4 separate regions of the Homo sapiens genome follow, and all the other regions are linked to region 3. A link is a contact called in ENCODE Hi-C or POLR2A ChIA-PET data. All regions are on one chromosome and are shown on one strand. The core of a region is the stretch at or near the end of the contact, and the rest is flanking DNA. Distances in the headings are between cores, read along the strand shown. Region 1 holds the start of CPSF7 (cleavage and polyadenylation specific factor 7). Region 2 overlaps SDHAF2 (succinate dehydrogenase complex assembly factor 2). Region 3 holds the start of TMEM258 (transmembrane protein 258). Region 4 holds the start of LRRC10B (leucine rich repeat containing 10B).

Region 1 (5,892 bases), core at 29-2,528, 360 kb after region 3:
TCTGGAGTTCGAGACCTGCCTGGCCAACAAGGTGAAACCCCATCTCTACAAAAATACAAAAATTAGCCAGGCATGATGGCGATGCCTGTAATCCCAGCTACCTGGGAGGCTGAGGCGGAAGAATCGCTTGAACCCGGTAGGTGGAGGTTGCAGTGAGCCAAGTTCGTGCCATTGCACTCCAGCCTGGGCGACAAGAGCAAAACTCCGTCTCAAAAAAAAAAAAGGAAAACAACAAAAAACAAACAAAAAGGAAATATCCTGAGACAAACTAAAACCCAACATATACAAAATTATGAGATGCGACAAAAGCTGTACTAAGAAGGAAGTTTATAGTGTAAACGCCTACATCAAAAAAGAATAAAGATCGAGTCCCTGGGTCTGCAGGAAAAAAAAAAAAGAATAAAGATAGGGATGGGGGTAGGAGGGGAAGATAGAGGCAAAGTTAGTTACTTTATAACAGCAGGCTAGGAAAAAAGAATAATAAGTTCCAGTGTTCTATTACATATTAGAGTGACTACAGCTAATAACACTGTACTGTATATGTCAAGATGCTAGAAAAAGATCTTGAAAAGTTATTACCGTAAATAAATGATAAAGATTTGAGGTGATGGACATGCTAACTACGCTGATTTGATTATTCGATGTACACATGTATTAAAACATTATACTGTACCCCCATAAACACGTACAATTATATGTCAATTATAAACAAACAAAAAGCTGAAGATACTATGTGAAACCACGAAAAGCATTAAAGACTAAAGAACGGGGAGAAGGGGAGCCCAGGGAAGTTGGGCTAATCCCGCCTGGGACGTAGGTGAGAGGCGAATTGGGTCTTGGACGATGACTGATCGTTTAAGCAGATATTTCCAGACCGGCACACAGTAGGCTCACCAAAGAATGGAAGCGACCTTTATTTCCTGAGTTGCAGGATCGGCCTCTCCCTGGGCCTGCCCTTGCCCTGCGCTATCGGGCAGACGAACTCTCCCCAAGATAGAGACCACAGAGGAAGACAAAGGGTAATCCCCGCTGCCGCCCGCCCCGGACGCTAGAACGTTCTCTCTCCTCACCAGCGACGAAGTCGAGAACACTGTAGACACCGCCATTTTCCCCACCTGCACCGGAAACCGGCTGCGCGGGCACTTCCGGGAACTCCTAGCCGCCCGGCCAGCCGACCACGGCAGCCACGGAGGAGCTGAGCCGGAAGGTGCGTCCCTGCGCATGCCGGAAGTGGCGGTGCGTGTGACGCCGGCGGCGGGGGGGGCGGGACCTGGGGCGGAGAGCGGTTCGCGCGCTTCGGGCCTAGTCCGGACTCGCCGCCGCCGCCGCCATATTCCCGGTAACGGGGGCGCGCGGTCGGGGGCAGGTTGGGCCGGAAGAGGGGTCCGGGCCGGCACTGAGGCGGGAAGGGGGTCGGTTGAGATGGGACGGCCGGAGTCTGCGGGCGGAGGGAGTCGCGGGCCTTTTGAGGGAGGAGGCAGAGCGCGCCGGGCCGGGTTTGTCGGGAGGGAGCGGGGCGGGCCTAGCTGGGGGCGAAGAGTAGGCCTGGGTTGGGGGCAGAGGCGGCTGGAGCTGCTTGACACCTGGGGGCTCTGGCCGGAGCCGCCTTGGGGGCTAGGCAGGTGCAGCGGATAGGGGCTGCGGGCTTCGCCGCGGTCATTCTTCGCAACGCCGTCCTAGGGCCACTAGGACCCGAGGGTGGGACTTTTCCGTCGCGCCATAGGCAGCTGCGGCGCAGACGCGGCGCTACCCGGGTCGGGCCCGAGGGTGATGGGCAGCGACCCCCGGCGGCCTGGGAGAGCGGTGGGCGGCGCGAGGCCGGGGGCGGGGCGGAGCGGGTGGGGCCGAGCTGGGGCCGCCAGGATGCTGCGTCTCTGGAGATGGGAGGTTAGCAATCATTACCCTCTTCCCAGCCCAGGACCCTCGTGCCTTCTAATTCTTGCATTTTTCCGAATCCCGCAGTGGCATCTTCCTTACTTTGTCCATCCTCCGGACTCGCGATCTTCCTTCCGGAGCCATGTCAGAAGGAGTGGACTTGATTGATATATATGCTGACGAGGAGTTCAACCAGGTGAGGTGTCATCAGGAGCTTTGGGATTTTCCTTGATCATCTGAGGAATCATTTTCAGCAAACTGGCAGTGGTTTCAAGCTGTACCAGTCCTAGGCTTGAACACGCGTCTATCCGGTCTAAAATTTTTCTCCTGCAGAAACTTTAAAGACTACACTCCATTCCTCTTTATGTTAATTTGAAGCTCCAGGCTTAATTTTAAAGGCTTTGATTTAAGAGCAAATAAAAAGCAGGTGTAATAGAATGGTGAATCAACCTGTGGAATTTACTCCCCAGGAAGCCAAAGGTGGGTGTCAGACTAACCACACTTAAAAATCAAAAGTACATTTGCTACGGTATTCATGAGGACAGTGTTGATACCGGTTCCTTTACATTCTCAACCTGCAGCTGGAGAAGTGTAGTCCCCTCCATCGTGACAGTGCAAAAGCAAAGTAGAAAAGATGACTTTAACATTTAGTTTCAACTCCATTCCAATTAAGTTTTACTTCCTTTTATAAGTAGGTTGACTCCAGTCATGAGAAGTCCACAGGCATTTTGGTATAATAAATTGTATTGGTTACCTTTAGTCTTTCTAGAGGGAATAAAAGAGTAAAGACGTTAGACAAACCAGTTAGAAAACTGATAATAGACCCATGCACATACCCTCAGTTGGATTTGTTTTTATTGTACCAGGGAACATTATACAGAAATTTATCTAGAGCTGGGCAAGGTGGCTCTTGACTGTAATCTCAGCTGCTCTGGAGCCTGAGATGGGAAGATTACTTAAGACCAGAAGTTCAATACCAGCCAGGGCAACATACCAAGACCCAGTCTACAAAAATGTAAAAAAAAACAACAACGAGATATGGTGGCTTGTGCCTGTAGTCCCATCTACTCTGGAGAGTGAGGCAAGAGGTACTCCCTGAGCCCAGGAATTCAAGGCTGCAGTGAGCCATGATTGGGCCGCTGCACTCTATCCTGGGCAACAGAACAAGACCCTGACTCTTAAAAACACAAGAAAAATTCTCTCAAAGAAATAATCTTCCATGCAGTTAAGTTTTTCAGTCTTGAGGTCAATTCTCAAGAATGTTCCAAAATTTCTATTGAAAACGTACTAATATCTTGCCTGGGTTATTTTCAGCACCATTCTATGTAAGTAAGCTGGCTCTTCCCATTTGCATCTTCCAGTGGGTACACATAAGGACCTGGTAAGAGCATGTATTGAATGGGTTAGAAAGGGAAAGTTCCCTGGTTTGACCCTGACTTTGATATGAGGCAACAGAAGAGGCGGATACATGCCATTTATTTTTCACTTGGCATAAGTTTACATGAAAATCTATTTTTTGATGTATTATGGTTTTATAACATGGAAATTATAAACCATACACAAAAGCAGAATAATGTAATGACCTTGTACCCATTATACAGCTTCACCAATTATACTTTTTAATGGCAGGTTTCTTGTCTCTGTTGTGGTTAACTGTGGTCCTTTAAATATAGCTGCTGATTATCTTAAATAGATGAATTTTCCTTTTTTTTTTTTTTTTTTCTTGAGACAGAGTCTCTCTCTGTCACCCAGGCTGGAGTGCAGTGGCGCGATCTCGGCTCACTGCAACCTCTGCCTCCCAGGTTAAAGTGATTCTCCTGCCTCAGCCTCCTGAGTAGCTGGGACTACAGGCGTGGGTCACCTCACCTGGCTAATTTTTGTAATTTTAGTAGAGACGGGGTTTCACCATGTTGGCCAGGTTGGTCTCGAATGCCTGACCTTGTGATCCGCCCGCCTTAGCCTCCCAAAGTTGGGATTACAGGCGTGAGCCACCGTGCATGGCGAAAAAATTTTTTAGTTTTAAATAAGTCCAATAATTATGGATAAAAGAGAAAAGTTCTAGATGTTAATTTAGTTACAAAATCATTGTTTTCCTGAGTTTTCCATATTCATTTGAATCAGACTTTTAATACCTTAAAAAAAAAAACACACAGTCTTGCTGTGTTGCCTAGGCTGGTCTCTCAACTCCTGAGCTCAAGCGATTCTCCCACTTCAGCCTCCCAAACTGTTGGGATTATAGGTGTGAGCCACTCTGCCCAGTTCAGACTTTTTGCAGATTATGTTTTTCCCCCACCAAGATAACAAGAGCGGTCCTTAGTTCTTCTCTTTTTTTTTTTTTTTTTTTTTTTTTTGAGACAGAGTCTCTCTTTGTCGCCAGGCTGGAGAGCAGTGGCACCATCTTGGCTCGCTGCAACCTCCTTTTCCCAGGTTCAAATGATTCTCCTGCCTCAGCCTCCTGAGTAGATGGGACTACAGGCGCGCGCACCGCCATGCCCAGCTAATTTTTGTATTTTTAGTAGAGACGGGGTTTCACCATGTTGGCCAGGATGGTCTCAATCTCTTGACCTTGTGATCTGCCCACCTCGGCCTCCCAAAGTGCTGGGATTACAGGCGTGAGCCGCCGTACCCAGCCACCTTTGTTATTAATGAAAAGCTTTTCCCCTTCTAATTTCTTATCTGTGGATTGATAATAGTGCCATTCATTTCACTTTGAGAAATACGCAGAACTCATTGTCCAGTGGTCACTGCTTTGTTAGAGTATAAGTTATTGGCCTCAATAGTTTGTTCTCTGGTCTCCTCAGTTAAAAAGGACTTTTTTATGGGTCTAAGACAGGCTAAAGGTAGTATGTGGACTTTAATAGATACATATATCCAACGGGCAATATTTGACACTAGGCAAGCTGAAGAAAGTGTGAATTTTGAATATCTTATGTTTTGTGGAAGGTGAGGGATGAGTGCTTCCCCCCCACACACATATCAATTAGTTATTTTTGACAAAGTTAGTGTTAGTGTCATCTGGAAGCTACAGAAATTATTTAAAAAACAAAAAAACAAAAAAACTTTGGCTAGAATTGTTAGAAGCTGGCTTAGTCTGAAGGCACCCAGTACAAATTGTGTTTTAGAATGTTTTAAGAATGTTACTGATTTCGCCCCAAGCTGGCCCATGCACAGGAAGCCCTTCATGTGCACTTTGCTCCTCAAGGAAAATTAATATTTTTCCTAGATGGAACCCTATGGTGCTTATTCCCTGATCTCTTAGAGCATTTGCTGCAAAAGCCTGTTTTTGCCAGAGCTACTTTATTCCTGTAACACAGGGAGTCCTGGGATTCACATTGGCTCTCTTGGGCCAGGGAGAACTCTGGAAAGGTGACTGAGATCAGTTGCTCTGCTGGGAGTTTTGGCTTTTCATACTGAGACAGGCTTTGCACAGTGTCCAGTTCTCTTCCTTATGTCCATCAATAAGTATTTATTTATTGAGCTACTTGTGTTTGCTAAGCACTGTGCCAGGACTAGTGAGGTAAAAGGAAAAAAAAGTGGGTCCCTGTACTCAAAACAGATTCCACTCCTGGTGGGTAGGGGTGGTGGACAACGACAATGTACAGTGAAGGACAAGGAGGGTGTGAAGTGGGAACTGTGGAAATGGTCATTATAAAGCCAAAATTTTTGATTAAGCCTTGGTTACAATTAAAAGAAACAATGGTATCAAGTTGGTTGCTCTGAGAAAAATAAATCCTAGGCTAGTTACTTCCCTCAGTGGGATATGAGGAAGAAGAGGGTGGAGGTTAGGAACACTGAGCAGACAAGTGGAGAAGATCTTATTTAAATTGAAAATCACACATGTTCTCTTTTGTTTACAGGGAAGCAGGAAGTTTCATGAGACAGTCACAGTTCTTTCTGTGCCATTAAACACAAAATTCTTTGAGATAGTTATTCAGTATTAAATATATGTTTCATGTTTAATCTCCCTGGAATGAAACTTTGAACATCAGTGCATGTAAAATGTACTTTTCACTTAAT
Region 2 (6,071 bases), core at 18-2,517, 350 kb after region 3:
AAGTTCAGATCTACTCACTTGGCGAAGCACCTGGCAGATTCCTACCCACCATGTAACACAGAGGTCATGTCTCAGAACTGTCACATCTATTTGCCACAGCTTTCCCAAACAGAGACTTCTATTAAATTTCCAGCAGTAAGGCAGTGTGTTCTAGTAGAAAGTTCAAGAGCTTTGGAGGCAGACTGAGCTATACTAAATTCTGCTTTTTCGACTCAATAGCTACCTGACCTTGGACAAATTACTTCCTCTCTCTGAGCCCACTTTCTTATGTATAAAATACAGGTAACACCACTAGTCTAGAGTGCTGTGAGGCTTAACTGTGATTACGTAAAGGCTAGATCTCTTCCCTTCCCTCCTGAGCCACCAGGGATACTGAAGAGCAGGCAGGAACCATGAGGTGGCTCTGTAGGAACCCTGGAGCTCAACAATGCTGGAAACATGTGCGTGTGTAGTCCCTGTGTGCGGCTCCTATAATCACCAACCACCTGCTCATCAAATCTGGCCGACCTTCTTCTAGTCAACACCTTTAGATGCACCTGGTCCAGTCTGGGTGACTGATTCTACTGCCTAGATTACAGCTCTGAGGGCAAAACCCCTCCAGGGAGGGCACCACTAGCAACACAGAAGTCACACAGCCCTAGAGCTTTTAAAAACACTTCTAACTAATTCATTCTAATATATTATTTCTTATGTATTATTATTTAGTCAACTAATTGTGAAGACTGTAGGAATGAGGGGGAAAGTTTTCTATAGTGCTACATGAAAATAAAACCTGTAATTGTGAACTTGTAAAACTCTATAAACATGACTATGGGTTATATGAAAATAGACAAAATTAAAATTAATTGTGAGGGCTGGGAAATTGTAAATTTCCTTTTTTCAGTATGCTTTAATAATTCTCTTTCAAATTACAAAGTGCACGTTTTAAAGAAAGCCCAATGATGAAGATGTTGACTCCTAAGCAGTGTGCCCACACCACTCCTGCCTGTGGCCCTCATTCTGCCTGCTGTGCCTTTGAAGGATTCAGCTCAGGAGGCTGGGATCAGCTTCCCTTCGCAGAAGGAGCCATACCAGGTTGGAAGTGGGGAGTTCCACTTCAACAAAGCCCTGGGCCACTGAGGGCGGGGAGCTGCAGGGAGGGCGGGAGGCTTTCCATACAGCACGCACAGCTGGCTGCCTCTTTTCTTTGAGTACACTTGGGCTGAGGCAATGAGCAAGCACAACTGCTTCGCCTGCAGTGCCCTCTCGTGGCAGACTTGCCTCTAGAGATAGCAGCCAGGCAAAGCCTGCATGCCAGCGCTGCTGACAAATCACTTTTGAGGCTCAGAGCTGAACAAAAAAGTATGAGAATGAGTCACATTGTGCATTTACATGTATGTCCTAGGAGAGGGTTATGTCCATCACTTGAGGCAGGACCAGTGGTCTGGGGTAGGGCAGCTGGGCATCTAAGAAGCCGGAAGCAAGGCTAACGTCCATCATAAGTAGTTACCATCCACAGACTGAACCCCCATGCCAGGCCGTGGAGCACAGCTCAACGTGGCTTTTCAAAGAGGTACTCAAGATCTGGGGCACGCAGTCTCTGCTCTTTGTTTTTGTTTTTAGCAAAGTCTCTCAGCAGGGCCATGACTTCATTTTCAAATATTTCTGGGGCTGGTTTAGCTTCTGCAAGAGAAGAGTGGGCAGAAAAAATTATGCCATAGTCAGTCAATGCTCAGGTATGAGAATCTTAAAACTCGAAACACTGGCCAAGAACCACAGATGGATATATAGACTGTCTCCATCCTTCTTCTAAATATACACGATGTTAGCCTATACCAGGGGGTGGCAAACTGTGTGAGCCTATATTTGCAAGTCGTTTTATTGGAACAGCTGCTCCCAATGGTTTACATATTACCCATGCTCCTTTTGTGTTATGACAGCAGAATTGGGTACTTGCAACAGAGACCATATGACTACAAGTAAAATACTTACTATCTGGTCCTTTATGAACAAGTTTGCTGACCCCTGGCCCGCACAATCTTGGCTGTACTATTTTGCTTTGCATTTGGCAATTCCATTGTTCCCCAGACATTGTGTTTTCCCTTGCAATGTATATATCTCTTGAAACAAAAGCTCTCTCCTTTGTCTATCAGTTAGAGGTCCTCAGTTTTAAGAGACAGAAACTAATAACTCTAGTAAACTTAAGCAAAAAGGAATTTATTGGAAGGATATTGGAGGCACACAGAACTGTCATGAGCCTAAAGAACCAGATTTCAGTGAACGGGCAACATAGGCACTGAGTCAGAAGAATGAGAAGGCCAGCCTCAGTCTACGGCAGTGGGTCTGGCAGTGTGCTGCTCCCCCTGACCTTTCTCTACACCCTTGGGACACTTATTTAAGATGCCAATTACAAGCAAAGCCTCCCACTGCCAAAGCCGAGGCAATGTGCTCCAGAATTACCCTTCCACCAACACTAGGTACGACGCCAGGAGAGAGAATTCCTCAAAACCAAGTCAGATTCTCCCTTACTCAGCACAGGGCCTGGCATCTAGTGAGGGCTCTGTTTTCATGTGACAATCAACATAAGATCAAAGAGGTTTTGGCTTCCCCCAAGAAAGTAGAAAGTTGGAAAGAATATTGCACTCACTGTAACAACAAGAAAAAGCCAGATAAATTACAAATATTATGACTTTTCTCAAAGATATCAGAGAACTGAGGTCACGAGGCAACCCAACAGACGAAACCTAAGGAAAAAGAGGCCCTTCAAAGGAGAAACGAGAGCCATGCACTTGCTCACCTGTGGCAGGCACAGGAAGAAGAGACACTGGACATCATACAAATGGGTAAAAGGAATTCAGCTAAAAAAATTTTTTTTTTTGTTTGAGACGAGTCTCACTCTGTCGCCCAGGCTGGAGTGCAGTGGTGCGATCTGGACTCACTGCAAGCTCCACCTCCTGGGCTCACGCCATTCTCCCGCCTCAGCCTCCCGAGTAGCTGGCACCACAGGCGCCCGCCACCACGCTCGGCTGATTTTTTGTAATTTTTTTTTTTTTAGTAGAGATGGGGTTTCACTGTGTTAGTCAGGCTGGTCTTGGTCTCCTGACCTTGTGATCCGCCCACCTCTGCCTCCCAAAGTGCTGGGATCACAGGCGTGAGCCACCACGCCCAGCCAAAAAAATTTGTTTTAAATTAATACAGACAGGGCCAGCCTTATGTTGCCCAGGGGAGACTGCAGTGGCTAGTCAGAGGTGCAATTCCACCACTGATCAGCACAGGAATTTCGACCTGTCCCATTTCCAGCGTGGGCTGGTTCACCCCTCCTTAGGGAATCGGGTGGTCCCCTGCTTCTGAGAGGTCAACATACTGTTGCCAACTTTACAGCAGACACCTGATTGGTATAGAGCACTGCAGCCAAGAATTCCTGGGCTCCAGCGATCCTGCTGCCTCAGCCTCCAGGGCAGCTGGGACTGCAGGCCTGTGCCACTAAAATTTGCAATGAATTGTTAAAAGCCAAGTGTGGGCTAGCATGAGTGTATAAAACCACAGACACAGGCTGGGCACAGTGGCTCACGCCTGTAATCCCAGCACTTTGGGAGGCCGAGGCGGGTGGATCACGAGGTCAGGAGATCAAGACCATCCTGGCTAAAACGGTGAAACCCCGTCTCTACTGAAAATACAAAAAATTAGCCGGGCGTGGTGGCGGGCGCCTGTAGTCCCAGCTACTCGGGATGCTGAGGCAGCAGAATGGCATGAACCCAAGAGGCAGAGCTTGCAGTGAGCCGATATCGCGCCACTGCCTCCAGTCTGGGTGACAGAGTGAGACTCCGTCTCAAAAAAAAAAAAAATTAGCCAGGTGTGGTGGCACGTGATTGTAGTCTCAGCTACTCAGGAGGCTGAGGCAGGAGAATCGCTTGAACCTGGGAGGTGGAGGTTGCAGTGAGCCGAGAGGGTGCCACTGCACTCCAGCCTGGGCGACAGAGCCAGCTTCCACTCTAAGCACACGTTAACGCTAGACACTAGTAATGCAATGAAGGTAACCAAAGCAAAAACAACCCAAGCTGAGCTTACCTCCCAACTCACTGACTTGATCCCCACACTAACAGTAAAGTAGAAGAAGCATCCCCAATTGTAAGCATAAATACAATTATGAGAAAATTACGAGACATATACACAAAAGAAGAAAAAAACAACACACTGTCAAGGGACAAAGAAATCAACAGAAGCAGACTGAGGGATGACCCAGATGTTAGAACTATCAGACAGGGAATTTAAAATGACTATGACTAATATTAAAGGCGCCAGTGGAAAAAGCAGACAAAATGTATGAACAGATGAGAAATTCTAGCAGAGTTGGAAACTCCAAAAGTCAAATGGAAATGCTAAAAACAAATACAGTAGCAGATATGCAGAATGGTTTCAACAGGCCCATCATGAGATTTGACATCATCAAGGAAAGAATTAGTGGAAGACAGGTCAATAGATATTATCTAATACAAATAACCCAAACTGATGCACAAAGAGAAAAAAGAATAAAAAACACAAAACAGAGAACCCAAAAGCTGTTGGACAGACTGAGCACAGTGGCTCACGCCTGTAATCCCAACACTTTAAGGGACTGAGGCAGACGGATCACTTGAGGCCAGGAGTTCAAGCCCAGCCTGGCCAACATGGTGAAACCCGTCTCTGTGAAAAATACAAAAAAATTAGCCAGGCATGGCGGCACGTGCCTGTGGTCCCAGTTGCTCAGGAGCCTGAGGCACAAGAATCGCTTGGACCCAGGAGGCAGAGGTTGTAGTGAGCCAAGATTGCGCCACTGCTCTCCAGCCTTGGTGACACAGCAAGACTGTCTCAAAAAAACAAAAAACAAAACCCCCACAACAGCTGTTGGACAATATTAAACCATTTAACTAAGTATAACTAGAATCCTAGAAGGAAAAGAGGGAGAAAACAAAGCAGAAGAAATAGCTGAAGGGGTAACAGCTGAGAATTTTTCAACAATAATAAAAGATATGAAAACACAGATCCAAGATGCCCAGAGAACCCAAAAGCACGATAAATATCAAATGCCTACATATATAAATATCAAATAAATACCTATGTATATAATATTGAAACGGCTAGAAACCAAAGACAAAATATTGAAAAGATTCAGAAAGAGAAGACACATAAAAAGGAACAAAGATACAGCAGACCTCGTCACAAACTATGGAAATGAGAAAACAGCACATGGTAACACCGGAGGGAATATGAAGCTGGTGATGCACTGAAGGTAACCAGAGCAAAACCAAAGTCCAAACCCAGCGGAACTCCTGACTACCCGATCTTGTACACTAAGAGCTGGCGGTAGAAGTGTTTCTATTTAACAGAAGAAAAAACATTGTGACCCTCGAATTCTATATCCAGTGAAAGTATCTTCCAAAATGGAAAATCTGGCCAGGCATGGTGGCTCACACCTGTAATCCCAGCACTTTGGGAGGCCGAGGCAGGTGGATTGCTTGAGCTCAGGAGTTTGAGACCAGTCTGGGCAACATGGCAAAACCTCATCTCCACAAAAAATACAACAACAACAAAAATTAGCTGGGCATGGTGCTGCCGGCCTGTAGTCCCAGCTATTCTGGAGGCTGAGGTGGGAGGATCGCTTGAGCCCAGGAGGTGGAGCCTGCACTGAGCCATGACTGCACCACTGCACTCCAGCCTGGGTGACAGAGTGAGATCCTGTCTCAAAAAAAAAAAAAAGGGAGGAGTGGTGGGGGGCGGAATTTGAAGAGACATGTCACCAAATATACATAAAGGGCTGATAAGCCCTTGAAAAGATCCTCAATATTATTAGTCATTAGGGACATGCCAATTAAAACTATAGTGATGTACCAATATATACTTCTTGGAATGGCTAAAAACAAAAACAAAACCCTGATAATACAAAGTGTGGGTAAAGATGTGGAACACCAACCCCTCCCTTCACATCCAACACCCTGGCAATCACTGATTTGTCCCTGTAAGTTTTGCCTTTTTCAGATTATCATGTAAACAGAATCACATTCTTGGAGTCCAATTATGTACTGAGTATGTACTTGTTGAGTCTGATCTTTTTT
Region 3 (5,848 bases), core at 2,843-5,342:
AAGTACCTCTGTGGCCTTCTTGCCATTAAGATCAAGTAAAAAAGGGACTAGCACTACTGAAAAGGGTCACGCTAGAAAAGCCTTAGAATCCTCTCTCCACCCCGTGAAGGTTTCTCTAGCTGTAGCTCTTAAGGGTACAAGACGGCAAATATTCTGGGGTGAAGGAGGTATAATGGGGAAACACATTTATTTTCCCCTTTTAAACTTCCCTGCTGCCCCAGTCTTTGCCTTCTTCTTAGTGGATCCCTTGGGTTCTGGCTCCTTGCGCTTAGCTGAAGAGAGTGAGCCGGTCACCTTGAAGAAATCATCCAGGCGGCCCTGGGTGCTGCCTTGGCGGCTCTTACTCAGCCTCTTGACCCCACTGCGGATTCGCTCCTCAGAGAACTGCTTTTCACCACACATGAACTTGATCAGCTCTTCTTCATTTGGCTCGCTCCACTTCAGCTCCACAGACTCTGGGTCCAGCACCTCAGGTTCCAAGAAGAGCTGGTGAGCCTCCTTGTGGAGCCAATTTTCTGGCACAGGGTACTTGTTGGGGTCAAGTCGCCGCACGATCTCCTCGATGCTCTTGTGCTTCTGGATGAGGTCCACAGCCCGCTTGGGCCCAATACCCCGGATACTCTCACAGTAGTCACTGCCTAGCAGGATGCACAGATCCACAAACTGTTCCTGGTTCAGGCCCAGCTCCTGCAGAATCCGGCTCAGGTGGAATTCCTGGATTGGCAGCTTTTTGGCTTCACTGGCAGTCAGGTGTCGCATTAGCACAGGGCTGCCGAAGGTGAGGCAGTCCATGTCCTCGGTAGCCGCAGCATAGACTTTGCCAGCCTTCACCAGGGCAGCACAGCTGGCCTCTGCCTCACTGGGTGCATCAAGATAAGGGATGCCCATGAGGCTCAGCAGATGTTTGCACTCATCATTGTGCTGCTTAGTGACCTTCACCAGCCGCTTAGTGAATTTTTCCACCTCCTGCTCGGCCCCAGCAGCCTGAGCCTGCTGCAGCTGCTTCTCTGCCTCAGCCCGCCGCTCACTGCGTTTGGCCAGCTCGCCTGACTTGAGCTGTGGCGGCTTGCCATCAAAGACATACACGGGCTTGATGCCGTTCTCCATCATGCGAATGGTGCGGTAGAACATGCCCATCAGGTGGCTGGTGGTCTCACCCTCCTCATTCTGCAGCACATCCCCACCCTGGCGAACAGCAATCAGGAACTGATAAATGCTCATAGAGGCATCAATGGCCACCTTACGGCCAAAGTAGCTCTTGATGTCATTCTCCCGGATGGCACTGGGGGCCACATCAGCAATTAGTTTGGCCAGGCCTTGAATTCCCATGGCAACACAGAGGAGGGATGACTAAAAAAGAAAGGCAAGTCAGAGACGGAGGAAAGGAGAAAGGTTATAACTGGTGTTATCTCACCAACTTCATGCCTTCAACTAAATTCCACACAACAAAAAGGACACCATGTCAGCACTGCTAAAGATAAAAAGATGAACAAGGTCCCCATTCTCAAAAAACTCAGTCTAGCAGGAGAATTTACTCAATAGTAAGGCTCAACGAGTACCAGAAATTGAACCACGTGCTTAGAGAAATAAGATACTGTTGATATTCTAAGGTAGCAGCATTATTTATTACACAAAAAAAACCTGCAACATAGGTCTCCATCAAGGACCACAGAAGGCCAGGATGCTTGGCCTGGCTTGAGGAGTCCAGGGACCATAATGGCAGACCTGAAAGACAGGCAAATACACCAGCTAAACAAACAGATCTGATTTGTTTTGAGTCTCTGGAGAACCCTGACTAATAAGGCAGCCTTGAAAAAGGATTGCAAACATATCTGAATGGAGGTGATGTGGCTTTCTCACAAGCTTCTCTAAACTCTCTTCATCATCGCCTCAGCACATAAGAGTTTCTACTTTTATTATAATGTTGCTAGAGTTTCAAGTCTTTCCCTTTGCGTTTTCTCGCCACCACTCAGTCTGAAATGTTAACTCCATGGCTCCTCCCCAGGTCCTGATTTAGGGGTCTGGCATGCTGTAGTCACTGGGCTCAAAAGAGTATTGCACTTCAGAGTTCAGTGTTTCCCAGATAGCAGTGTTTCCCAAATCACCCTCACGATTTTTGCTACTTCCAACTAAAACCCGTACTTTCATTCACTTAGAATTTTTTTTAAAAAACTAAACTGGAAAACTCATAAGCAATAATATTTGTGTTCTATTAGTTATATTTTAATATGTATTAAATGTATAACTATTAAAAAGGATTTTTAGGGGGTGCAATTTAAAATCATCTTGCCATCCTGGCCAACACGGTGAAACCCTGTCTCTACTAAAAATACAAAAAAAAAAAAAATTAGCTGGGTGTGGTGGTGTGCACCTGTAATCCCAGCTACTCGGGAGGCTGAGGCAGGAGAATCGCTTGAACCCAGGAGGCAGAGAATGCAGTGAGCCGAGATTGTGCCGCTGCACTCCAGCCTAGCAAGAGAGTGAGACTCCGTCTCAAAAAAATAAAAAACTCATCTTGTGCCCACTGTTGGTATGTGTCCAATACTCCAAGAAATATTCTACTGGGGCCAGGCACAGAGGCTCTGGGCAGTAATCCCAGCACTTTGGGAGGCCGTGGTGGGAGGATCACATGAGCCCAGGAGTTCCAGGCTACAGTGAGCTATGATTGTGCCACCACACTCCAGCCTGGGCAACAGAGCAAGACCCTGTCAAGAAAAGAAAAGAAGACAAAAGAAAAGAGAAAGAAGAAACGAAAGACTCCATCAGGCCTTTTCATTGTTCCCACTCTTTCTTCACAGGGTTCTTTCTAGAGCATCAATGACTGTTCAATTCTTCCTTCTAATTCAGTCCAAACACTTCAGCATGGCATCACGATCTTTCATGTTCTGGTTCCCAACCTAACCCTACATTCTGGGATCTCAACAGAAAGCTGGAATAAGGCCCGCCTTTTCCCACTTTTCCTTAGCTGTGCCCTCCTCTCGCCATCCTCTCACGCGTCCTTCCAGGTCCATCCCTGGATTATTAATCAATTAATAATTAATTGACAATGAATTATTCATTTGATTAATATGAATAATTCCCCTGTGAACTGCAGCGGCAAAAGCTCTGGCCTTGAATCTAGGCGCGGCATTTACCATCCGTGTGACATTACCAAGCCACTGAGGTTTATTTTCTCGTCTACAGAAGAAGAACGATTACCATGCCTGTCTCTCAGGGCTGCTGCCAGGGTTAACTGAGACAACAGACAGAAACCTCTAATGTCCCCTCTCCAGGCCTGTTCAACCCTTCGGCTCTTGCCTCAAGCCGGCCGCGCTGCTGGAGTGTGGACTGAGGACCAGACCATGTAGCCCTTGATCCCCTCACGGCGTCCCACAGACAGGTAGGCAGGAAAGGGGCCTAAACAACTCAAGTGTCAGAAATGTTTCTCGTCCAAGGTCTTAGGAAAAATACAACACGACCCCATAAGGTGGAACTTATTACCGCTTTTCTACAATGGAGGAAAGAGAGGCTCGGAGCTTACGCGACTGGCCCAAGGCTCACAGGGGGAAAAGTGGCGGGACCTCTTGACTGCGAATCCCGCGCACTCCAGACCCCGGCTCCCCACGGCCCCCAGCGCCAAGCGGACCCCGTCGCTCCCGGAGGCGCTTCCCATGGGGTCTCACCTGGCCTTTGGGACACGCGGCCTCGGCGGCTAAAGCTTGGTTCGGGGTTGCCCCGGGCAGGCGGTCCTAAGCTCGCTCTCCCTTCTCAGCTTAGCGGCGGGTGGCCTGACGTTCAGCCGCCTTCCAAAGCCCGCGCTCCCGTCACGTGACCTGCTCGCCACGCACAGCCTCTTGGGGCGCGTAGTGCAGGCTGCGTCCCCTCAGACGGCTGCTCTCATGGCAACCAGTCCCTCCAGGGAGAACAGAGTCTCTCAGCGACCCTGGCGTACCCTTCTCCACCGCTTGTCCCCACTCCACCCACACCAGGTCCCCGCAGGCCCCTGCTCCCTCTACACCCGAAATCGCAGGACTACAAGTCCCTCAATGCCACTTGCGCCGGAGGCACTTCCTTTTCCGGTTGTGCTAGGCGCCTGCTCCTGCCGACGTGTTCTTCCGGTGGCGGAGCGGCGGATTAGCCTTCGCGGGGCAAAATGGTGAGAGCGTTGAGGGGAGTTCCAGACGGAGATGCGAGGACCCCTCGGGGTCTGACCCACACCGCGCTTATCTCCTCAGACGCCGGAGATCCAGAGGGCTAGACGCTCCTGGAACCTCCGGCTTGGGCTGAAGGGTGGGGAAGGGGGAAGCCCCTTGCCATGAACTCCTTAGGTTTCTCAGCTCGCGATTTCTAAGGGCGAGAGGCGTGGGGCGAATTTTGAATACCTTCCAGTTTGTATATCTCTGTTATCGGTGGTGTGTTATCTTTATTTGGAAAGTTCTTCTGCCGAACCCGTGCCCATCCTACAATGCCCTGGGCAAATGTTTATTGGTGAAGCACTTCCAACTCTCAGGCACTTGGCCAGACTTTCCTAGGAGCGCCCACAGCCTCTGTACAGATCTCTGGCCACGTTCCATGGACTTCTTTGTTTTCGGCCACGCCTCCTAGTGACCACCGTCTGACGCGCATCTAGCTCTGGGATGATGTCTATTCATCTTTGTATTCTCAGTGCCAAACAGAGGGCCCGTAATTGGAAGCTCAATAAATGGCAGTGATTGTCTTTATCATTTTGGGGGAAGGGGGCCGTGATTGTTTACTGAATTGAATTCCAGTGTCTCAGAACAATGGGGGCAGTTTACTTCTCTAGAGTTGTTATGTTCTGGATTTTAGAAGCATTGGCTGACCGGTGACAATGAAGTTAACATTTGTACAGATCTTTACGTTTACAGCCCTCTTTCATAAAAGACATTATCTCATCATCTTCCCTACAGCCTTAGGAAGGAAGCAAATACCTGTTGAGCAAAATACTCCCTGCTAGGCACTAGATGCTTTGATTCATCATCTTTCTTATTTTTCAGTTCTGTGAAATAGATATTACAGTCGCTTTACTCAGACTCAGATTACTCAGAACCAGAACTTGAATGTCTTGACCATAGCTCACAAGATTCCATAATAGCATAGGTAGTGAGGAAAATACTGAATTAGAAATTGAGGGCCAGGCGCGGTGGTTCACTCCTGTAATCCCAGCACTTTGGGAGGCTGAGGCGAGCGGATCAGGAGGTCAGAAGTTCAAGACCAGCCTGGCCAGCAAGGTGAAACCCTGTCTCTCCTAAAAATACAAAAAATTAGCCGGGCATGGTGGTTCACGCCTGTAATCCCAGCTGCTCGGGAGGCTGAGGCAGGATAATCACTTGAACCCAGAAGGCGGAGCTTGCAGTGAGCCGAGTTGGCACCACTGCACTCCAGGCACTCCAGCCTGGGCGATAGAGCAAGACTGTCTGGAAAAAAAAAAAAATTGAGCCTGGGCGCGGCAACTCACACCTGTAATCTCAGTACTTTGGGAGGCCGAGGCAGGCAGATCACCTGAGGTCAGGAATTCAAGACCATCCTGGCCAGCATGGCAAAACCCCATCTCTACTAAAAATACAAAAATTAGATGTGGTGGTGCGCACCTGTAATCCTATAGTCCCAGCTACTCGAGAGGCTGAGGTATGAGAATCTCTAGAACCCGGGAGGCAGAGGTTGCAGTGAGCCGAGATCGTGCCACTGCCCTCCAGCCCGGGCGACAGAGTGAGACGCCGTCCAAAAAATGAGACTCCGTCAAAAAAAAAAGATATTGAGATCTGGGTACCACCAGTCAGTGACTTATAGCGGGGGTTCTCAGCTTGGTGTCTATAGACACTGGTCCACAAAGCTCCGGAAATTGTAGGCA
Region 4 (6,353 bases), core at 14-2,513, 280 kb after region 3:
GCCCGGCAACTCGCCAAAAGTAGCCGTTCCATTGACCTAAGTAGGGACCCACCAGTCCCGCAGGCCTAACCAGCCAAAGCTTCCTAGAGCCCCTCCTCTCAGAGTGGCTGAAGCCCATCAGCCAGAACATAGGCTCAGGTGCCCAGTCCTGGAGCGGCTTCCAGGGCGCGGAAGCTGCCCCCGGGGGCGCCCAGAGCCCGGGAACCAGCGCCGCCTATGAGCAGGTCTTCCTCCTCCTCATCCTCAAAGGCCCGCGCTGGGCGCCGGGGCGGAGGCCGGGGCGTGGGCTCGTCGCGCTCCGCCATGCGCTCGACGGCGCCCTCGCCCACGAGGAACACGGTGTCCGCGACGCGCGGGGGCCCGGTGACGGGGTTGTGGTCGTAGGAGAAGACGCGCAGCGCGCGCAGCGGGTGCAGGTCGGGGAAGCCGCCCAGGCGGTTGCGGTCGAGGTCGAGGATGTGCAGGCGGCCCATGCGCAGCAGCGCGGGCGGGAACTCCTCGAAGCGGTTGCCGTAGAGCCAGAGGCCGCGCAAGCCCGTCATGCGCGGCAGCTCGGCCGGCAGCGCGCGCAGCCGGTTGTCGCCCATCTGGAGCGACTGCAGCGCCACCAGGCGCAGCAGCGGCCGCGGGAAGCGCCGCAAGAAGTTGCCCTCGATCCAGAGGCAGCGCAGGCTCTGCAACTGCGCGAAGTCGGCGGGCAGCGCCAGCAGCCGGTTGCCGCCCAGATAGAGGCGCGTGAGGCGCGGCAGGCGGCACAGGCCGTCAGGCAGTCGCTCGAGCTTGTTGAAGTCCAGCGCCAGGATGCGCAGCTCGCGCAGCTCCTCGATCTCCTCCGGCAGCTCGCGCAGCCCCGTGCCGCTCACATACAGCTTCTGCAGGCGGCTCAGCGCGCACACTGCGCTGGGCAGCCGCCGCAACCGCCGCCCGCTCAGCTCCAGCTGCTGGTCGCCGCTGCGCAGCTGCTCCTCTGCGTCCGACGGCAGCTCATCCGGCGTGGACTCGGCGATGCCCATGGTCACGGGCCCCGGCCGGGGCCGCCGCCACTGCCACCGCCAGGCATCGCCCCGCCCCGGCCGCCCCCCAGCCGCCCCGACGGTGCCGGAGCCGCGCCGGCCCCCGGGCCCCCCGCCCCGGCCTTCCCCCGCGCCGGGAGGGGGGCCGTGCGGGGCCGGGAGGAGGCACCCACTTGGGGCACCGCCGCCGCGCGCCGCGCTCCACCGCCCGCCCTCGGGCCTCCCCCGTTGCCTCCGCCGGAGGCCGACTGGCTAGGGTTCGCGCTGACTCGCAGCTTAGCGACCCGTCGCCCTGGCAACCCCGACGCGCGTGCGGCTGCCAATGAGGCGGAGGGAGGGCGGGGCGGGGCGGGGCCAAGGCGCCACCCTAGTGGGGTCCCAGCGCCGGAGCCCGCCCCCTACCTGCCCATCCAGCCCACCGCGGAGCAAGCACAAGCCGAGAGATTCCCCGCCCCGGCCAAGCCTGGCACTGAGACCCGACGCCCGACGCTGTTTGGTGTGCGGTTGTGTGCGCCCCAGAGCCGCGGGTCCAAGAAGGCGAAGGAAACGCTGGCGGTGGATCAAAGACTCTGGACTAGAGGCTCACAAGGAGGGGCTGAGGGGCGCGGTCACTGCGAGCCATTCACGTCCAGCGGCGTGCGGCCGGCCTACCTGCTGGGATCACTTCAGTGTAGTAACTCGAAACAGTGTTACTGTCCGGCCCTTTTCACATCTGCTGGTTTTACCGGGCCCCAGGGCTTGGCTCCGCCCCGCCTAATTGCCCTACAGCTTCCTCATTGCTACACTCACACCCCTCTCTCCTGCCAGGATCCCTCCACCGACGCTCAAAGTCTGTGTGTGGCTGCGGTGGACAGAGGACTGGGACACGTGAACGCCTTTGAGCCACCAATCATGGCCACTCTCATTCCATGACTCTTCTTCCTTCGCCTGCTACCACCAGCAGCAGTTCCCCCCTGCCTTCTCCCCCCACCTCCCATCCGGAGCCCTCCTGCGGGAGCTCCTGGCAGAAAAGCACTGGCTGTCACTGGCTTCGAGCCCACGTGTGCCCAGCACTATGCTGAAAGCATTGCGTTGAGTCCTTGGCACAGCCTATGAGGTAGACACCCTCATCACCCCGATTTTAAAGATGGAGAAACTGAGGGTCAAAGAGACATGACTTGAGCTGGGTCAGTCTGAGCTGAGTGAAGTGCCCAAGGTCACCCAGCTGATGAGCAGCTGGATTCGAAGCCAGGTAGTGTGACTCCAGAGCCTGTGTTCCTAACCATAAACCATACCGATAGATGGAAACAAGGTTCACTCCACCTCCAGCAATGAATTTTCTCACAACAGAGCCTCTGATTCTCTGGACAAAGCTACAAAGACAGCACTATAATCCCACATGAAAGATGAGAGAAGTGGCCTCGCGGGGATTAGGCACCCTGCTTACGGTCACACAATGCATAGAGGTTGCAGCCCGGGAGCCAAATTTTCGGGCTCCAAGCCTCCTGCCTCCTGCCTTCTCTTGAACCCGGCTGGTGTGACCCATGTAACTGGCTGAGTGGACTGACTTCAGGAGAGCACGCTGCCCTTTGGCCCACCCCCATTGCCATCCCCACTGCAGGGGAAGGGGGATGGAAGACAGCCCAAGGGCAGAGAGCAGTTGCCAATGCAACGGGAGGAAGGGAACCATCCCCACTGGAAAGTAAGCTGCCCAGCCAGGGAGGTTTGGGCATCTCCTTCCCTGCTGGCACAGGCTCTAGAGCATACAGTAGACATTCCATGCAAATTTTTATTTATTTATTTATTTATTTATTTATTTATTTATTTATTTAGAGACAGAGTTTTGCTCTTGTTGCATAGGTTGGAGTGCAATGGCGTGATCTTGGCTCACTGCAACCTCCGCCTCGCCTCCTGGGTTCAAGCGATTCTCTTGCCTCAGCCTCCCAAGTAGCTGAGATTACAGGTGCCCACCACCACGCCCAGCTAATTTTTGTATTTTAGAAGAGACAGGGGTTCACCATGTTGGTCAGGCTGGTCTCGAACTCCTGATCTCAGGTGATCCACCTGCCTCAGCCTCCCAAAGTGCTGGAATTATAGGCATGAGCCACTGCGCCTTGCTGAAAAAAACTTAACAAAAAAAGTGGAGGCAAACATTGCATACAGTGAAATGCATAGATCGTAAGTGTCTTCTTGGATGCGTTTTGACAAATGTACACACCCCTGTCCCATTTCCATCAACCCAAGAGTTCTCTCAAGCCTCTTGCGGTCAATCCCCACCTCACAGAGGCAACTATGATCCTGACCTCTATCCTTATGGATCAGTTTTCCCTGTTCTTGAATTTCACACAAATGAAATTATTCAGCACATGCTTTTTTTCAGATAATATATATTTGTTGGATACATGAATGAAAGGACAGAGCAATAGCAATTCTAATATGGCAAGAGGTGTTAGGGGGCGGACAGATGATGGGGGGACACAGAGGCAGATGTTGCTCTGAGCCACGAACCAGCCATGCACCCCCATCCTGGGAGAGACTGGCAAAACGAAAGCAGGAATCCAGGCCAAGGTAGAGGACCCAGGTGGAACCCAGACACCAGACCTAGGGTATAGGAGTCTCAGCCCCAACCGGAGGGGCTTCAGGCTCCTCCCAGATGTCACTTAAGTTCCAATCCAGCTCTCTCCCTTCTACTCATTCGGGAGGACTTCTTGGAAGAGGTAAGTCTCTCAGAGACCAGAAAGGTAGGGAATACCCAGCCAGGCTAATGGGATGAGGATGAGTCCCTCCCCCCACCCCCAAGCAGTTTGAGGGAACATTGGCTGTGGAGGAGGAGGCTCAGCAGCCCAGCCTCGCCACATGCTCAGGCTGGCACCCAGCGCCAGGCTGCCCTCTTGGGCTCCATCAGCACAGGCAGCACCACATGAGCCCACATGAGCCTCTCCACCCCGGCACCAGCCTGGCAGAGCTTCCTGGGGCCGAGAGCATGGAGGACCAGCCCTCTTCTTTCTCAGAGTCTTTTTCTTGCTCTCGGCAGATCCTGTACCTTCACCTCCCACCAGGCCCTTCTCAGTGGGTAAAGGTAAAATGTGCTGGCGTTCCAGGCCCACGCAGGCTGGCAGTGGGGCAATCATCATGATGAATCACGCTGGCACTGCAGGCACCCGGTCCTTGTTGAGGCGTAACTAATGAATTAGCTTCACCCCCAGCACGGGGCCTCTCAGCCTTTCCCCACTTCCCAGGAAGGCAGGAAACTGAGACCTGGGAGGGGGAAGCAGGGGAGGAGAGAGGACTCTGTCAGCTCCAGGCATGGGTCCCAGACCCTGGCCAGCCCCTCTGCCCCCACACACACTGCAAAAACACCCAAAGTGCAGGTCCCCCAGGGCCCCAGAAACTGCCTCTCTGTTACTAATCATGAGCTATAACTATTAGTGCCCACCCCCAACTCTGTATTTTTTAAAGGATTTCTTAAAATATAGGAAAAGTGTGGCGCTGTGATAAACACCCCCATGCCCAGTACCCAGCATTGACAATTGTTCACATTTCATCAAACTTGCTTTAAACCTATTTTCTTTTAAATAAAAGGAAGAAAACGGCACACGTAATATACAAGTCTCCTTTGTCTCCCCTCCAATGTCCCCATAGGCACTACCGCCCCCTCCACACTGACCCTGCCAAAGTCCCCTCTGGATTCCCCTCCCTGCCTTGGGGCCAGGACCCCCCTGGCTGCTGAATAAGATGATGGGATCTTAGCATCCTAGGTTCTTAGAAAACAAGGATTCAAACCTATTAGAGCCAACTATACGATGTCAGAGCTGGAAGGGTGCTTAGCGCCTCTGGGAGGTCACAGGCTCTCTTCAATGTCTGCAAGAAGGTAGGGACCCTTGTTCCAGAAAAATGCATGGAGGCAGAGACTCACCCAATGATGTACGCAATTCCCAGGGGTTCATGGTCTCTTGGGTGTCTAGGCCAACCCATTCATTTGGCAAAAAAGGAAAGCGATGATGTCCTCACCTCATGGCCCACTCCCCTTTCCTGCATCAGCCAGAACTTCAGTTCCTGCCATCTTTCAGGTATTCATTCAACAAACCTTAAGCACCTACTTCTATGCCTAGGCACTGGGGATTACTATGAATGTAAACATAATAGACAAACCCCCTGCCTTTGTGGAACTTATATTCATGCGAGTGGAGATCATCAACAAAACACGTGTCAGGTCATGATCAGGCTACGGAAGAAATAAAGCAGGGAAAAGAAAGGAGGAGGACTGGCCGGGCATGTTGGCTCACACCTGTAATTTCAGTACTTTGGGAGGCCAAGGTAGGTGGATCACTTGAAGCAAGGACTTCAGGACTAACCTGGCCAACATGGTGAAAGTCCATCTCTATTAATAAAAAAATTTTAATTTTAATTTTAATTTTAAAAAAAGAGAGAGGAGGACTGAGAAATGTGTGGGGGGTGGGGAGGGGCTGTCCTTTAAAACTGAGTGGCTAAGGCCGGGCACGATGGCTCATGCCTGTAATCCTAGCACTTTGGGAGGCCGAGGCGGGCAGATCACCTGAGGTCAGGGGGTCGAGGCCAGCCTGACCAACATGGTGAAACTCTGTCTCTACTAAAAGTACAAAAATTAGCCAGGGTGGTGGTGGGTGCCTGTAATCCCAGCTACTTGGGAGGCTGAGGCAGGAGAATTGCTTGAACCCGGGAGGCAGAGGTTGCAGTGAGCTGAGATTGCCCGTTGCACTCCAGCCTGGGCAACAGATCTGGACTCTGTCTAAAAAAAAAAAACAAAAAAACATCTGAGTGGCCAAAGGAGGTCTCATTGAGACCATGGCATTGAGCAAAGATGGCAGGGTACACTCCTGGCAGTGGAGATGGCAGTGCCAAGCCCCTAGGGCAAGAGTATGCCTGGGACTTTGGGAGCAGCAAGGGGCCCAGCCCAGGGAGCAAGGGGAAGCATGGTGGTCCAGGAGATCAGAGACAGAAAGTAAGGACTGGGCAGGCCGAGGAGGGCCCCTGTCCTTCATGAGGACTTTGGCTTTGACTCTAGGTGACAGGTCATCCGGGAATTTTGCACAGAGGACACATGTTTTAACAGGATCCCTTTGGCTATGGCTGCAGGATATGGGGGGGTATGTGTGTGTGTGTGCACGCACACGTGTGTGCATGCGTGTACGTGTGTGCGTGCATGCGTGCATGCATGTGTATGTGTGTGTGTTGGGGAAAGGGTTTTGTGCAACTTTAACCTCTCTCCTCTTGGTTCTCTCCCACAGGATAATGCTAGCTGTCGTTTACTCAGCACATACAGGTTGTCAAATTTATTCTTCACAACAGCTCTGCCGAGCAGGTACTATACTCTCCACCACC

Evidence for each region. Hi-C counts contacts between places; a loop is a spot of excess contacts on that map. ChIA-PET counts read pairs that join two places held with the same protein, here RNA polymerase II (POLR2A). Pooled maps may share reads with other maps.
Region 1: a loop to region 3 is called in a map of CD4-positive, alpha-beta T cell, with 6 times the contacts of the local background. The contact joins the promoter of CPSF7 here to the promoter of TMEM258 in region 3. A Hi-C loop is called at or near these places in 2 of 168 maps with a recorded cell type or tissue (CD4-positive, alpha-beta T cell and naive thymus-derived CD4-positive, alpha-beta T cell), 3 of 37 single-sample maps with no recorded cell type and 12 of 50 pooled maps. POLR2A ChIA-PET finds 5 or more read pairs at or near these places in 3 of 52 experiments (GM10248 and WTC11).
Region 2: a loop to region 3 is called in a pooled map, with 2.7 times the contacts of the local background. The contact joins the enhancer-like site here to the promoter of TMEM258 in region 3. A Hi-C loop is called at or near these places in 1 of 168 maps with a recorded cell type or tissue (CD4-positive, alpha-beta T cell), 3 of 37 single-sample maps with no recorded cell type and 10 of 50 pooled maps. POLR2A ChIA-PET finds 5 or more read pairs at or near these places in 1 of 52 experiments (WTC11).
Region 4: a loop to region 3 is called in a pooled map, with 8 times the contacts of the local background. The contact joins the promoter of LRRC10B here to the promoter of TMEM258 in region 3. A Hi-C loop is called at or near these places in 5 of 50 pooled maps. POLR2A ChIA-PET finds 5 or more read pairs at or near these places in 2 of 52 experiments (OCI-LY7 and RWPE1).

The regions. Positions count from the first base shown.
Region 1 is chr11:61,425,361-61,431,252 of GRCh38, reverse strand. It overlaps CPSF7 (cleavage and polyadenylation specific factor 7), which reads left to right and starts at 1,278. Exons shown (of 10, transcript NM_001142565.3): 1 at 1,278-1,339; 2 at 1,963-2,071. The coding sequence starts at 2,018. SDHAF2 (succinate dehydrogenase complex assembly factor 2) reads right to left here and starts at 1,129. Exons shown (of 4, transcript NM_017841.4): 1 at 1,071-1,129. The coding sequence starts at 1,106. RefSeq lists enhancers at 999-1,058, 1,415-2,063 and silencers at 1,005-1,340, 1,199-1,368, 1,479-1,908.
Region 2 is chr11:61,441,532-61,447,602 of GRCh38, reverse strand. It overlaps SDHAF2 (succinate dehydrogenase complex assembly factor 2), which reads right to left. Exons shown (of 4, transcript NM_017841.4): 4 at 870-1,662. The coding sequence ends at 1,532. It also overlaps the pseudogene RN7SL23P. Among named protein-coding and RNA genes, the nearest start is that of SDHAF2, 14 kb to the right of the region's middle. RefSeq lists an enhancer at 514-1,261. Within about 2 kb of position 1,267, at least 16 of the 41 ENCODE cell types and tissues checked have a DNase peak (open chromatin) inside an H3K27ac peak, as active enhancers do.
Region 3 is chr11:61,790,843-61,796,690 of GRCh38, reverse strand. It overlaps TMEM258 (transmembrane protein 258), which reads left to right and starts at 4,092. Exons shown (of 4, transcript NM_014206.4): 1 at 4,092-4,135. The coding sequence starts at 4,133. FEN1 (flap structure-specific endonuclease 1) reads right to left here and starts at 3,780. Exons shown (of 2, transcript NM_004111.6): 1 at 3,663-3,780; 2 at 1-1,350. The coding sequence starts at 1,329. The coding sequence ends at 187. It overlaps MIR611 (microRNA 611), which reads left to right and starts at 4,130; the gene lies at 4,130-4,196. RefSeq lists enhancers at 845-1,345, 2,891-3,866, 3,780-4,074, 3,867-4,844.
Region 4 is chr11:61,503,659-61,510,011 of GRCh38, reverse strand. LRRC10B (leucine rich repeat containing 10B) reads right to left here and starts at 1,263. Exons shown (of 1, transcript NM_001145077.2): 1 at 1-1,263. The coding sequence starts at 1,013. The coding sequence ends at 135. MIR4488 (microRNA 4488) reads right to left here and starts at 1,416; the gene lies at 1,355-1,416. It overlaps LOC105369329 (a long non-coding RNA gene), which reads right to left. Exons shown (of 3, transcript NR_188527.1): 3 at 3,363-4,250.